2 separate regions of the Homo sapiens genome follow, and region 2 is linked to region 1. The links are chromatin contacts, found by Hi-C or POLR2A ChIA-PET in ENCODE. All regions are on one chromosome and are shown on one strand. Each heading gives the region's core, a stretch centred on a gene start or an enhancer-like site at or near the end of the contact. The rest is flanking DNA. Distances are from core to core; before and after follow the strand shown.

Region 1 (6,946 bases), core at 2,306-4,805:
AGTGAGAGAAGCCAGACACAAAAGACTACATACTGTAAATTCCATTTATCTGAAATTCTAGAAAAAACAACTGATTTATAATGACTGAAAGCAGATCAAGTGGTTGCCTACAGATTGATTGCAAAAGGGCAGGAAGGGGCTCTTGCGAATGCTTGATATGTTCTGTATCTTGGTCGTGGTGGTGATTATATGGGTGTATACATTTGTCAAAGCTCAAAGTTGAAAATGTATACATCTTATGACTGAGGTGGCTCACTTTTAGGTATAGAGCAATGTTTATCAAGCTGCTGGTAGAGTCCTGCTATTAGTGAATCATCAAATTAATTCCAGTGTGTCTACCTAGAGAGGTATTTATCCTGGAACTAATGAAGCTGAAGCTTCAGCCTCCCACCCTTACAAAACATCTTCCAAGTCCTGGTTACTAATTTTGTATTCAAAATTGTGTACGTTTTCTTTTTTCTTTTTCTTTTTTTTTTTTTTTTAGACAGAGTCTCCCTCTGACTCACAGGCTGGAGTGCAGTGCACGGTCTCAGCTCACTGCAACCTCTGCCTCCTGGGTACAAGCAATTCTCCTGCCTTCAGAGTAGCTGGGATTACAGGTGCTCACCACCATACCCGACTGATTTTTTAGACAGGGTTGCACCACATTGGCCAGCCTGGTCTTGAACTCCTGGCCTCAAGCAATCCACCTGCCTCGGCCTCCCAAAATGCTGGGATTACAGGCGTGAGACACTGCGCCTGGGCAAAATTTTGTACTCTTTTTAAAGGGGGCCCTCAAATTGTATTAACTTTAGGCTCCACAAAACCTGGATCTGCCTCCAGGTGACCAGAATTTTTTTTTAATGAAATGGAATAGAAAATATGAGGGTGTTTTGCAAAACTTTTGTTCCAGTTTATATAGTGGGTCAGGTTGTAAAATTTTATTTCTTACCAGGGTTTGTGGTTTAGCGCACATGTGTGCACACACAAACACACACACAAAGTTGGAAATTCAGTGCTGTGTAGAAATCTATGTACATGTGCACAAGGAGGTCTGTACAAATTTAGTGCAGCGCTGTTTGTAAGAGAGAATCTTTGGAAACAACCTAAATGCCCATCAATATGAGAATAAATAGACTGCAGTATGCGTATGTATGTAATAGAATTCTATATAGCTAAAAGGAATGAACTAAAGCTACAGGCATCAGGCTAGATGACTCTCACAAACACAACATTAAGTAAAAAAGTGAGTTGAAGAAGGTTACCTAAAGCATGATACCATTTAGATAAAGTTTAAAGCAATTTGAAAAACAATACTACATCTGATGGGTTTCTAGGTATTGCTCCTATAGTTATATACATAGAAAAAGTAGTAAACCATGCATGAGACTGATAAAAAAACAAATTCAGAATTGGATAATGGATATTTCTGGGGAGGAAGGAGGGAGGGAGTGACATGAGGTGATATACAGGTTTTCAATTTTATGCATTTTTTTCTTTTTTAAAGAATGGATTTAAAGAAAATAATGGATTTGAGACAAAAAAGAGTTAAAGATTAACAAGGCTGGTTGGTGTGTAAGTGGATTTTTGTTGTGTTATTCTGATTCTTTTTTGATTGTGTTGTATTCTGTATGTATATTGTTGAAGACATTGGTAATGTGTATGTTTTTGTGTTTGTGTAGTGTGGCATTCACATATATCACACTATTTAATTTTTATGACAGCTTCGTGAAGTGAGTGGAACATAAATTATTATCCCTATTCCATAGAACAGGAACCTAAGACGGCAGAACAATTTTTAAACTGTGGACTGGGGACTGGGCTAAGCTGTTCCTTGCTTAGTCTAGATTTGCATGGAAATCCACTGGAGAAGTTTCCTTCAAGTCCATGTGGCCTGATCCAGCCCGAGCTGCCTTCCTCACGTCTCTCTCTAAATCCCAAGGCTCTGGGAAGGCACTTACTCAATAGGGAAGCGACTTGTATAGATAATAGCCAAATGTTTGTTCAAAAGGCATTCATTCTGATGTGCTGGGGGGAGCGGTTGGGGGGGCGGACCTGCAGGAATGACTTGGATGAGACGGATACATATTTACAAGCCAGTGCACAGGAATTTGTCCTTGGACAAATCACTTAACCTTTTACTACTTATATTTATGCTCTCGTAAACCAAGTGTGGAATATTCTCAACTGCTCACCCCTGCCAAATGCTTTTCAAAAGTTAGAGACCAAGTTACAGTTAAAAAAATGCAACGACTTCAACCCAACCAGTCCCTTCCCTTCCCTTCTTCCCTTCCCTTCCCGTTCTTTTTCTTTCTTTTTTTTTCCTCTCTCTCTCTCCCCACTTCTGTCTGCCTTTTTTCTTTTTCTTTTTTTCTTTTTTTTGACACAGTCTTGCTCTGTTGTCCAGGCTGGAGTGCAGTGGTGCAATCTCGGCTCACTGCAACCTCCGCCTCCCGGGTTCAAGTAATTCTCGTGCCTTACCCTTCGGAGTAGCTAGGAGTACAGGCACGTGCCACCACGCCCTGCTAATTTTTGTATTTTTAATAGAGACAGGGTTTCACCATGTTGGCCAGGCTGGTCTCGAACTCCTGGCTTCAAGTGATACACCCGCCTCCGCCTCCCAAAGTGCTGGGATTACAGGCTTGAGCCACCGCGCCTAGCCAGACGTCAACTTTTCAGTACGTTTCAATATATTCTTTGCGCCTCATTCCTCAAAGACCTTTTTTCACTCTCATTTAAATGGTAATGACCATTTTAAAGGAGATTAAGTTTCTACTTGTTAAAGATTAATAACTTTTTTTTTGGAGACAGAGTCTTGGACTGTCGCCAGGGCTGGAGTGCAATGGCGCGATCTCGGCTCACTGCAACTTCCACCTCCCGGGTTCAAGCAATTCTCCTGCCTCAGCCTCCTGAGTAGCTGGGATTACAGGCGCACATCACCACACCCGGCTAATTTTTTGTATTTTTAGTAGAGACGGGGTTTCACTATGTTGGCCAGACTGGTCTCGAACTCCTGACCTCGTGATCTTCTGGCCTCGGCCTCCCAAAGTGCTGGGATTGCAGGCGTGAGCCACCAAGCCTGGCCAATAACTTTTAAATCACTAACATACAAATGTCTTTTGTTGTTTTAAAAAAAAATCAAAACAATACCTAGCTAGACAGGATAAAAAATCAGCAGCTTATATTCTATCGCCCTTTTGTCGGTACTGGCGGTATGTTAATCGTGAGGCTTAGAACCTTGTTTCACAGCCCTGATCGTGCCTTTTGAGAATCTTTTACGTTCTGGATATTCTGGTATGGAAGAGGAGAAAAACCGGCGCTGGGCAGTTTGCAATCCAGGAAAATAGGGAAGGATAAACCTGAAGCCTGTGCGTCCAGGTGCGCCTGGCTAGGGTTTCCGACGGCCGCGGTGTCTCGGTGGGGACCGGTCCCGGAGGCTTCGGCGAGGAGGACCCGGAGTCCCCCCCGCCCCGCGGCGGAACTAACCACGGAGGCCTCTGGTCCCTTTAAGGTGCCCGGCGAGCGGAGAAAGGGAGCAGAGGGGGCGGGAGGAGGGTTCGGGAGCGCACGCCACGTGACCCGGCGGCCAAGTTCGCTGCGAGTTTGACAGAAGTTTGAATCCGAGTCGGGGGCTTTCTGCTGCCGGCGGGGCACCGCGGCGGCCGCAGCCTCTGAGAGCACGAACAGCAGCGCCCCCGCGTCCCAGCCAGCCAGCCAGCCAGACTGGACTCCGGCCCACCGACGGCCGCTCGCGCTCCGGCCCCGCTCGCCTGCTCTGCCCCGGACCTGCAGCTCCCCGCTCCCCCGCCGTGTCCGCCGCCTCCCGGCCAGAGAGCCAAGCCACCACGCCGCGCCCAGCGCTCGCCGCGCCAGCATGTCCTCGACCGAGAGCGCCGGCCGCACGGCGGACAAGTCGCCGCGCCAGCAGGTAGTCCCTGCGCGCCCAGGACTCTCACCCGCCCCTCTCCACCTAGATGTCGGGCTGCACACTTATCCCACCCCTGGACCGCGTGTGAGTGGGGCAAGGGGACCAGCGCCTTCCCAGGGTTCCCCACCGCCCTGACCCCCCGGCCGGCTGTGTCTCCGCAGGTGGACCGCCTACTCGTGGGGCTGCGCTGGCGGCGGCTGGAGGAGCCGCTGGGCTTCATCAAAGTTCTCCAGTGGGTGAGTCGCTGCCCCGGCCCCGGGCTATTTCGGGAGCCTGGGCTGTGACGCTGACCTGAAGCAATGGAGCCAGGGTGGGGGCTGGGGAGGTGCTGCGGCCGGGCCACGGCGGAAGGGTGGGGGGCGGCGACAGGTGGGCGGGGGAGGGGCGGGCTGGGGCTGCTTCTCCGGACTTAGTGGCAGGAGGGTGAAGAGCGAGGCATGCGGAGTCCCGGATTCGGTCCTTCTATGTGCAAGGAGCCTTTGCCCAGGGCGCTCACATTTCACCCGGGCGAGAGGACCCGGGTGTAACCTTTCCAGAACTCTGATCCTGCACATACCACTCCTTGGTGACGGGAGGGGGGAGAAGGACGACGGGGACGAGGTCCGCTCTTCACCAAGAGGGAAGCCGCAGAGGGCAAAGGAGGGAAGGAAGCAGGCGATGGAAACCGTCCTGCCCCCAAACCCACCAGGGCCTGGATGATCCTGCAAGTACTGGGCTCAGGGGACAGGCTCTCGGCTCGCCGTTCCCTTTTGAGGTCACTGGAGTAATCCGAGTTCCTGTAAATGAGTGAGGGAGTGGATGAATGAATGAACGGAGCTTGTGGTTCTATGATTAAATAAAAGAAAAAAATAAGAATAAAAATCACGGCATGGCTAAAATGTGGCATGTAGAATAAAATGGAACACTGATCTGAGAAGCTGGGGCCCTGGGATCCAGACCTAGACTGGCCTTTTCCAGCTATGTCACCTTGGGCAATTCATTTCTCTGGACTTCAATTTCCAACACTAGTTAGATGTTGATCAGAACCTTCCTAGGGTCTCCTTATGCTCTAAATAGTTTGGTGTGCCAGAATATGGCCCTAGGTTAGACTTACTTTGTGACCTTGAAAAAGTCACTTGCTCAGGTCCTCAGTTTCCCCTGTTACAGTCTAGTGGAAATACTATCTTGCTTCACTAGGCCAGTGCCTAAGGCCTCCTGGGTATAAATTAGGAATGTGGACAGGTGCAGTCAATTTCTCAAATCATAAAGACTTGTAGGGGGCATTTAGTGCACTATTGCAGAAGAGATTTTAAATTAGACAATCCACATACCAAATGGTGTGTGAATAACTTAATTAATGTGCTCTCAGTACAGAATTCAGCTAGGGAATAAGTTACCATTAATACTGAGGAGGATTGAGTTCTACAGGGCTTTGGAGACAAGAATTAGCACTGTGACACCAGTTCTTAAATCATGGTTTGGATGAGAATAATCAAATCTGGAACCCAGGGGCAAAAGTGCATTTGGGATTATCGGGCCAGCCTGGGAGCTCCCAAGTGCAAACTCTGGGACCTGGTGGGGACTCTCCACCTTTCTTACTGCCTCAAGAGTGGTTAGACCAATTGCTGATTGAGCTCTTTTGCCTTTGGCCCCTTCCCTGTTCTGATCCACCACTCAAGTGCCAGAGGGAGCCATATAAAAATGATATTAAGGCTCTGAGTGACTGGCATCCAGAACTGGAAGAGCCATTATAAGCAATTTTACCATTAAATTAGACAAATGGATCCAACAGAATTTGAGACAGACTGTCAAAGGATAAGGGAAACAATGAGGTTATTAGACCATGGACTCCTCTCCCTTGGAGGGATTCTGAAAAGCTTCCTTCTTCAATCCTGCCATCCTTCCCTCCACGCAGCACTCCAAATACCCACAACATTTCTGTAAAGGCTGTACAAAGCAATGCCCAGGGAAATGATGCAGTCTTGGGGTCAGCACTAATGACCTAGGAATTAAGATCTGATAGACTTTTATGATCTTCAAGTACTTAGAAAGGGGGTTGTGCAAAACAGAGACCCTTTTCTCTCAGAATGCTAAAACCTGGGCCCTGGGCTAGACTCTGAATTCAGATTTCATTCACAGGGTAGCATCACAAAGAAACGTGCTTTGCTTTTATTGCCATCCCAGGTAGCCTGAATTCAGGGCGCCAGTTTCACTTGCTTTGAAGCTCTGCAGATGAGGTAACATAAAAAGTAAACAGGCATTAGCACCAGAAATGACAGTGGAAATGTCATTTGAGTTTTTCACTCATTTCCTGTTTGGAGGGATCAAATGCTCCTGATTGGAGAAGGAAAAAAGAAAACACAAAGCTTGCAGTTATTGTAATGGTAATTGAGAACTTTTGTTGTCATTATTACCAAAAAGCAAAGATTTTACTGGAATCTTTGTGAAAAGAAAGTAATGTTATTCTTTTATTTGTCAGGAGCTTATCTTAGAGTTTTTTTTTTTTTAATTGAGAAATCAACTAATCTCACCTCAATTCCAATTCTGGAGTCTCACTAAGTCTATACTAAGCTAGCAAAAATAACCTGGACATAGACCAATTATTGGAGAACTAGTTTTTTTTTAAAAAAGAAAAGGACATCAAATCATAGGAGTTCAAGATAAAAAAGAAAAGAAAAGAAGTATCTTAAAAAAAATTTTCTTTTTAAGAAAAAGACACACTTTGGGAGGCTGAGGTGGGAGGATTGCTTGAGCCCAGGAGTTTGACACAAGCCTGGGCAATAAGGGGAGGTCGCGTCTCTATTAAAAAATAAAATTAGTTGGGTGTGATGACACATGCTTGTGGTCCCAGCTCCTTGGGAGGCTGAGGCTGGAGGATCATTGAGCCCAGGAGGTCGAGGCTGCAATGAGCTGCGCACTCCAGCCTGAGTGACAGAACTAGACCTTGTCTCAAAAAAAAAAAAAAAAAAAAAAAAAGGAAAATAAAACAAAAGAAAAAGGAAGATAGAGACAGATTTTTGAGGTCAGATAGGCTTCGGTTTAAATTGAGTCCCCTCTGCT
Region 2 (6,946 bases), core at 1,137-3,636, 66 kb after region 1:
TTCTACTCCAGTCCCCAGCTGCTGTCTGTTGGCAGCCACCTGGGCCCATGCATCTACGTACCAGAGGAGCAGACAGGGCCCTCCAGCGGCCCTTGGGAGGGTCATTTGACCCAGAGCTCCTTTTCCAGCAGCAGAAGTAGCGACTTCATACGCACATTAGGTGGGGAGCCTGGCCTGCACGTGAAGCTCAGGACTCCCTCCAGCTGCGGTAGCACCCCTCTCTCTGCCTGGGTCTGTCACTCATCCAGTGGCCTTCAACTGCAACCCTCCAACTCCCTACCCCTGAAGCCCTGCCCAGGACCCTTCCCACTACTGGTCCTGAATGCTAAGCCCAGGACTGCAAGGAAGAGGCTGGTAGCACAATTGGCTTCTAGCCCAGCCTCCCTCTGCTATTTATACCCTCAGTCCAGGGAGAGATGGATCCGATACTCAGTGTATGCACTGCAGAGGAGGAAGTGAAGATGGAGAGAGAGATGGAAAGCGAAGGGGGAAAGGTGTACACTGAGGCAAAGAAACAGAGAGGTCAAGGAGCAGAGGCCCACGGCCAAGAGGCTCCAGGACTCAGAGAGTTCTGAGAACAGGATGCAGAGAGCAGACGACAGATCAAAGAAGAGAAACCAAATAAGGGAGACAGGAAAAGTGAGAAAATGGGGCCATCAAGGAAGAAAGGAGATGAGATAGAAGAACCAGGACACACCCTGTGCTTGTGGGGGTCAGGCCCCAGGTGCTGGATCAGATGTCTGATCAGGGAAGCGGAGGTGCTGGACACACACTGTCCAGGGGCCTGGTGTGAAATTACAGGAGTTGGGAGAGAGTGCCTCAGAGGCACAGGAGCAGGGCTATGTGGGTGTGAGCAGAGGCTGGTCTGGAGGGACAGGGCTGGGCAGGACAGGCTAGGGATAGGAAGGCCAGGCAGGGATCCCCTCCTAGAACTGTGGCTGTGGGTTCCACTCTCTGTGGGTGGAGGTTCAGGTTCAGGCAGGGAGCTAGAAGCAGGTGTCAGCAATGCGGGGAGGAGAGAAGGGGACTGTTGTGGGGATTTGGGAGTAAGGAGGGCCGGAAGGGAGGGACGTCTAGGCTTCCTGCAGCCTCTACTTCAAGGAAGCTCAACATAGCTCCACGGCCTGGGACAGGGCATTCTTCAGCCAGCTTCCAGCCATCCTGCCATTCACACAATCACACAAATCAGTCAGATGGAGCCCCTGAGAGGGGTCTTCCTGAGATCCAGCTGACCCTGGTCATTCCTTTCTCAGTCTTTTCCCAGTCCTAGGACTGCACCTCTTCATGACTGTGGTTTCCAGAATAATGGCCTGGTTTGTAGAGATCAGAAATGCCCACTGCTGTTTCCTGTATCCCTCCACCCACCCAGACTGAGCCTCTGAAGCTGTCCGGGGCCTGGAGAGAGAAGCCACTCAAGGACAGCAGCTGCTGACTCAGACGCTCAAATTCTCGGGCGGAAAAGGACCTTAGAGAATGCCTAAAATCGTGGCCCAATCCCTCATTGGAAGCTGGGGCTCCGAAAAGCCGGGGCTCCGAAAAGCTGGGAGAGCAGCCCAAAGCGTACTGCCCACTAAATGTGGATGCACGCTGGACCGCCGGTTCAGGCCTCCTTCTGGGACACCAGTCGGCCCATCTCTTCCTCATAAGCTCTTAGGAGTAGGAGGGATTTTATTTAACGAGCCAGGGCCCTCTCGCCTGGTCCTCCCAGCCGACTGTGATGGTGTAAAAAGGTCAGAGTCCACAGGACCACCATAGGACCACGGTCTCCAGGAGGGAGAAGGCAGGTGGCGGTTGGGCGGGGAGAAGCCTGTCACCGGGGACTGCAGTCAACTCTTTGCAGCTCTGTGGCCAACACTGCCCCCTTGTGGTTGCTGGCTGTCAAGGCAGTCTGGGGGCCGGAAATGGAGAGGCTTGGGTCCTCTTTCCCACCCAGGACCTCACCCTCTAGGAACCCCTGCCTCGTGCGATGCTGATTTACATCCTCCAGGGATACCCCTCCAGGGGAGGCCATCCAGGAGACTGAGCTTCCACTTGCCATTCTGCAGTAGGGTCCCCAGGCATGTGGGTGAGGGCTGACCACCTCCCGGGCGCCCAGAAACCCCAGGGGCCACTCACAAGCTATCTCTGGATCCCCAAGGAGTCCCCCAGAGTTCTAGGTCTGGAAGTCTGTCCCTCCCTTCAACCAATGGGCATAAGAGTCGGGGGGTGCTATTTTTAGGTGGGGCAGGAACGCAGGGAGAGGACTTTGGAGGGAAGGAGATGTCTGGGAAAGAGGTCACAGGACCAGTATCATTGTGCTCAGTGGTGTCCAGCCTGGACAGGGAAGAGTCAGGTTCCCTTGGGCTCAGCAGGGGTTGGCTTGGCTGAGGATGAGATGGTTAGGGGCGACTGACCCAGAGACATAGAGCAGGGGTGCCCCCCAGAGTCAGACACCAGGCACTGCTGGGAGTGCTCTGTGGAGCTCTCAGTTGGGAAACCCAGCCCAGTTCTTTTTGTTTTCAGGCCAGGGCCAAAGAAGTAGGCCTTGAACTGGGCGTTCCAGGGTGGAAGGACCAGCCGATAGTCCAGATGCCATGTCCTCTCAGGACAGGCTGGACAGCTTCTTATGATATCATTACTCTATAGGGAGAATTTCCTGGCACTCAAATTACCACTCCACCTTTTCCCCTCCTCTCCGAAGAATGGACATGGTCAGTCATGAGTACCTGGGCCAAAGATCCTCAGAGCCCCACCTAAGAAACATGAGAGTCATTTGATGCTGTATCACTTCATCTGTGACCTCCCCTTTCTCCTGAGTGCACTCTGTCACACATTCACATGCACTATCTCCTTGATGACCTATATGGATTTTTATTTCTCCCTCTGGGCCTGAATGACAAGGAAAATCCCTCGTCTCTGATTCAACCCCTTGCTCTGGAACTTGTGGGTTCAGTAAATACTTATCAAAGGACCCACCAAAAGACAGGAGGCTGGGCCTGGAATCCCAGCATTTTGGGAGGCCAAGGTGGGAGGATTGCTTGAGCCCAGGAGTTTGAGACCAGCCTGGGCAACATGGCGAGACTCCCATCACTATAGGCGGGCAGATCATGAGGTCAGGAGATTGAGACTGTCCTGGCTAACATGGCGAAACCCCGTCTCTACTAAAAAAAAAAAAAAAAAAAAATTAGCCGCGTGTGGTGGTGGGCGCCTGTAGTCCCAGCTACTCGGGAGGCTGAGGCCGGGGAATGGCGTGAACCCAGGAGGTGGGGCTTGCAGTGAGCCAAGATCGTGCCAGTGCACTCCAGCCTGGGCGATAAAGCGAGACTCCGTCTCAAAAATAAAATAATAAGATAAAATAAAATAAAATAAAAATAAAAAATTAGCTGGGTGTGGTGGCACACCTGTGGTCCCAGCTACTCGGGAGGCCGAAGCAGGAGGATCACTTGAGCCTGGGAGGTCGAGACTGCAGTGAGCCATGTCTGCGCCACTGCACACTCCAGCCTGGGTTTCAGAAAGAGACTCTATCTTAAAAAAAAAAAAAAAAGATAGGAGATGGGCACATCTGTGGCCTTATGTTTCCCTGCTCAAGACATTTTGCTATGTTGACTTCTCAGTCTGGCTTCTCAGCCTGGCTTGCAGGGGGCGCAGTCCCATAAATCTACCATAAATCTACCTTTCTATTCTCACTTCTTCCCTACAGCCAGATTATTTTTCAGTCAAATTGGAGAACTCACAGTGCCCTAATATTTCCTAAACTTGCTATTTCCATATTTTTGGTAGGCCTTCTTTTTCCATCTAGACTACTGTCCTCAGCCTCTTTCAGTTACTCACAGTTAAAATCCTACTCCTCCTTTAAGACCCGTGCCACTTCCTTCATGAAGTCTTCCTAGATTTCATGAGGAAGTAAGTTCACTTTTTCCTTTGAATCTCCCCAGCAATTTCACCATCCCTTGACACTTACAGCCTGCATTGTCCCCATCCTAGACATAAGCACCAAGAAGGCAAGTCTGTATTTGTTTAATCTTTGTAACCCTCTTCCTCACTTCCTATACAGAGCTTTGCATATAGTAGTTGCTCAATAAACATGTCTTGAATGGAGTGACATAGAGCCTGCAGTTTGGGCTGCTAGGAGCTGAAGGAGGTGGGAATAGGGTGCTCCCAGGCTTCAGGAGACCATAGGAATGTACTCAAAATGGGGAGACAAGGACAGTACAGAGGTAAGTGGGGTGTCTGGGCCTTCTCAGAACCTTGCTGGGGAGGAGGAGCTGAAGAAAACAGACAGCTGGGAGGTCCTAGGGATATGGTGGGTTGAGGAAGGGCCCCAGGAACCCAAATGTGCGCCATTAATGACAAGCTGAAAAAAGGAGCAGGACTCCGGAGGCTTGGGTTCTGGTTGCACCTCCTTTACCCTCTAGCTGTGTAGCCTAGCCCTGGGCAAGTTCCCTTTCCACTCTAGGCCTGTTCATCTGTAAAATCAGGAGTTAGACACCTGACCTCCTGTGATCCTTTCAGCTTTGCTACTCTGGCCCTATGTCAAGCTTCTGAAGCAGGGTTGTGCTGAGCAGTGGGGATTTGTGTCTGCCTCCCCAGGCTTCAGCACCGGGGATGACCCCACCCAGGTCCTGGACAGTATTTCCCAGAGAAGGGGACAGAGCCCAAAGCCATGGGGAAGGAGGTACGTGGCCTGGGTAAGCTGCGTCCTGGCTTGGAGGATGTGAAAGAAGTTCCAGGGGGAGATAACTCCCCTCCAATTCAGAGCAATTAAAGTGCCAAGTTTTCAGGCCCCAGGGAAGGGTTTTGGGGAACTCCCCTTTCCATAACTGTGCTTCCCTGTCTTCTTCCTTGCCTCATCCCCATAGTATAGATCTGGGGTTTGAACCCCAGTTGCTCAACTGTGTGGCTCTGCAAAAGTCACTTAACCTCTCTAAGCCCCAGTGTCCATATCTGTAAATGGAATCATTGAGACTAACAGAGAAGATTGTGTAAGACTACTCACACGAATACGCCTAGTGCTGTGCCTACTGCCAGAGCTCCCTTCCCGAGTCTGGAAAAGGACTGTTAGGGCAGATGGCCCCCAGGCCACAGGGCAAATGACTAATTCGCTTTGCCCATGCACTGGGTGTAGGGCAGGGCCTGTGGAGGGACAGGCTGATGATGGGAAGGTTGGATGGGAAGAACATGCAGAGGATATTACCCTGATTGCTAGTGAGGAAGGGCCACTCAACCTGTAGACCTATTTATTGTGTTATTAATAAATAGGAGACCCAGGAGCTCTCTGGGACTTTTCTGTGGGGTTCCAGCATTGAGCCCCTGCTGATGGACAGGAGGTGGGCAGCATGGGAAGGGCCCTGGTCCATAGCAGGCCTGGCCTAAACATGCACTGTGGGTGTTCCTGCCACTCTTTTGAGCCTGGTTCATCCGAGGCCCCCAGTTTCTAATCTGGTTGGGAAGGATTTATTTTTGGGTCCCTGTAACCTAGCAATGGGCTCACATGACCAGTGGCAGCTGCAGGCTGAATATACCATTGGATCTCAGCTCCTGGCAGGGGGTGTAGGCCAGACAGTGGGGGAATAAAGAGAATGGAAGGGCTCTCACCTCTGCTTTCCTCTGCCTCCCTCCTCAGCCCCTTGGCCTGGCTCCCAGATGCTGGGCAGGGTGAGGTGAGTGCTTGGAAAGCAGGCATGGCTGGTGCTGGTACAGGGGGGCCCCAGGAAGCCAGGAACTGAGCTGTGGTGTGGAGGTCCCAGCTGTAAGCCTGCTGTCTGGTTGGCAGGGGCGGGGGGGTTGGGTGCCCATGCGGATGGAGGTGGATGCCAAGAGGACACAATGCCAGCAGCTTGGCGGGGGAGGCCTGGCTAGGGAGTAGGCGGCTGACAGGCAGTCTATGTTGTGGGATCTCAGGGACATCCCTGGTCGATGCTGGAATCCCAACGTTCTGCTTCTTCTCTTTGTTCCCTGTTAAATTGTTAATATTCCTGGGAAAGAACACATTAAGTTGCTATCAGTGCAAATGGGTTTATCAACCTCTTTCCTGAGAGCAGATTCTGACACAAGGCAGAGAAGGAGGGTAGTGGGTGCCACTGAGCAGGCAAGGGGCTCTAGGGAGGGGGCAGTGGCAACATAAGAAGTCTTCAATGTTTATTGAAGAAGTGGATGGATGAATGAAAGATAAACTTGATTGGCTTCCAGGTCTCATCCTGGGGCAGAAAAGGGTGGATGGGCAGACACGACCCTGTCACGAGGTGCTGGTGCACAAGGGTTGGGTAAAACTGTACCAGGGAGCAAGTCTAGGATGCAAAGATCAGTCCTCAGCAGCAAGGGCCCTGCCATGATACCAAGGGAAGGGGTGCCACTGTTGGAAACAGGGCCTGGTCCCCGTCCTGTAACAGGATTCCCTTCCTGGGTGTGTGCACAGCATAGTGAGCCATGGATCTCTTATGTGGTTTGGGGGATCACACTCAGTTTCTCCATCTTGGTCTTCTTGCCCCCTCCATTGTGCTAAGCTTTACTAAAAGGAGGGACTGGCAGGTGGGGTTGGGGGTGTGCTGTCAGTAGCTACTCCACACCCTGACTGAGATCATTTAATAAGATACAGCATAAGAAGTGCCTCCCAAAGTGGGCCTTCAAGAACTAGTAGCATTATTATTATTATTATTTATTATTATTATTTTTTGAGACAGAGTCTCACTCTTATTGCCCAGGCTGGAGTGCAATGGTGCGATCTCAGATCACTGCAACCTCCACCTCCTGGGTTCAAGCGATTCTCCTGCCTCAGCCTCCTGAGTAGCTGGGATTACAGGCATGTGTCACCATGCCTAGCTAATTTTTGTATTTTTAGTAGAGACGGGGTTTCGCCATGTTGGCCAGGCTGGTCTTGAACTCCTGATCTCAAATCATCTGCCCGCCTCAGCCTCCCAAAGTGCTGGAATTACAGGCGTGAGCCACTGTGCCCAGCCAGCATGATTAT

Evidence for each region. A loop is a pair of places that touch in the nucleus more often than their neighbours do. ChIA-PET counts read pairs that join two places held with the same protein, here RNA polymerase II (POLR2A). Pooled maps may share reads with other maps.
Region 2: a map of ascending aorta shows a loop between it and region 1 (5-fold over the local background). The contact joins the enhancer-like site here to the promoter of SYPL2 in region 1. A Hi-C loop is called at or near these places in 1 of 168 maps with a recorded cell type or tissue (ascending aorta) and 11 of 50 pooled maps. POLR2A ChIA-PET finds 5 or more read pairs at or near these places in 8 of 52 experiments (GM10248, HEK293, T-cell and 4 more).

What each region holds. Positions count from the first base shown.
Region 1 is chr1:109,462,991-109,469,936 of GRCh38, forward strand. It overlaps SYPL2 (synaptophysin like 2), which reads left to right and starts at 3,556. Exons shown (of 6, transcript NM_001040709.2): 1 at 3,556-3,907; 2 at 4,069-4,143. The coding sequence starts at 3,854. RefSeq lists enhancers at 2,987-3,488, 3,489-3,988.
Region 2 is chr1:109,530,610-109,537,555 of GRCh38, forward strand. No RefSeq gene overlaps it. Among named protein-coding and RNA genes, the nearest start is that of GPR61, 5.8 kb to the right of the region's middle. RefSeq lists a silencer at 58-226. Within about 2 kb of position 2,387, at least 16 of the 41 ENCODE cell types and tissues checked have a DNase peak (open chromatin) inside an H3K27ac peak, as active enhancers do; they include ascending aorta, where a contact is called at or near this core.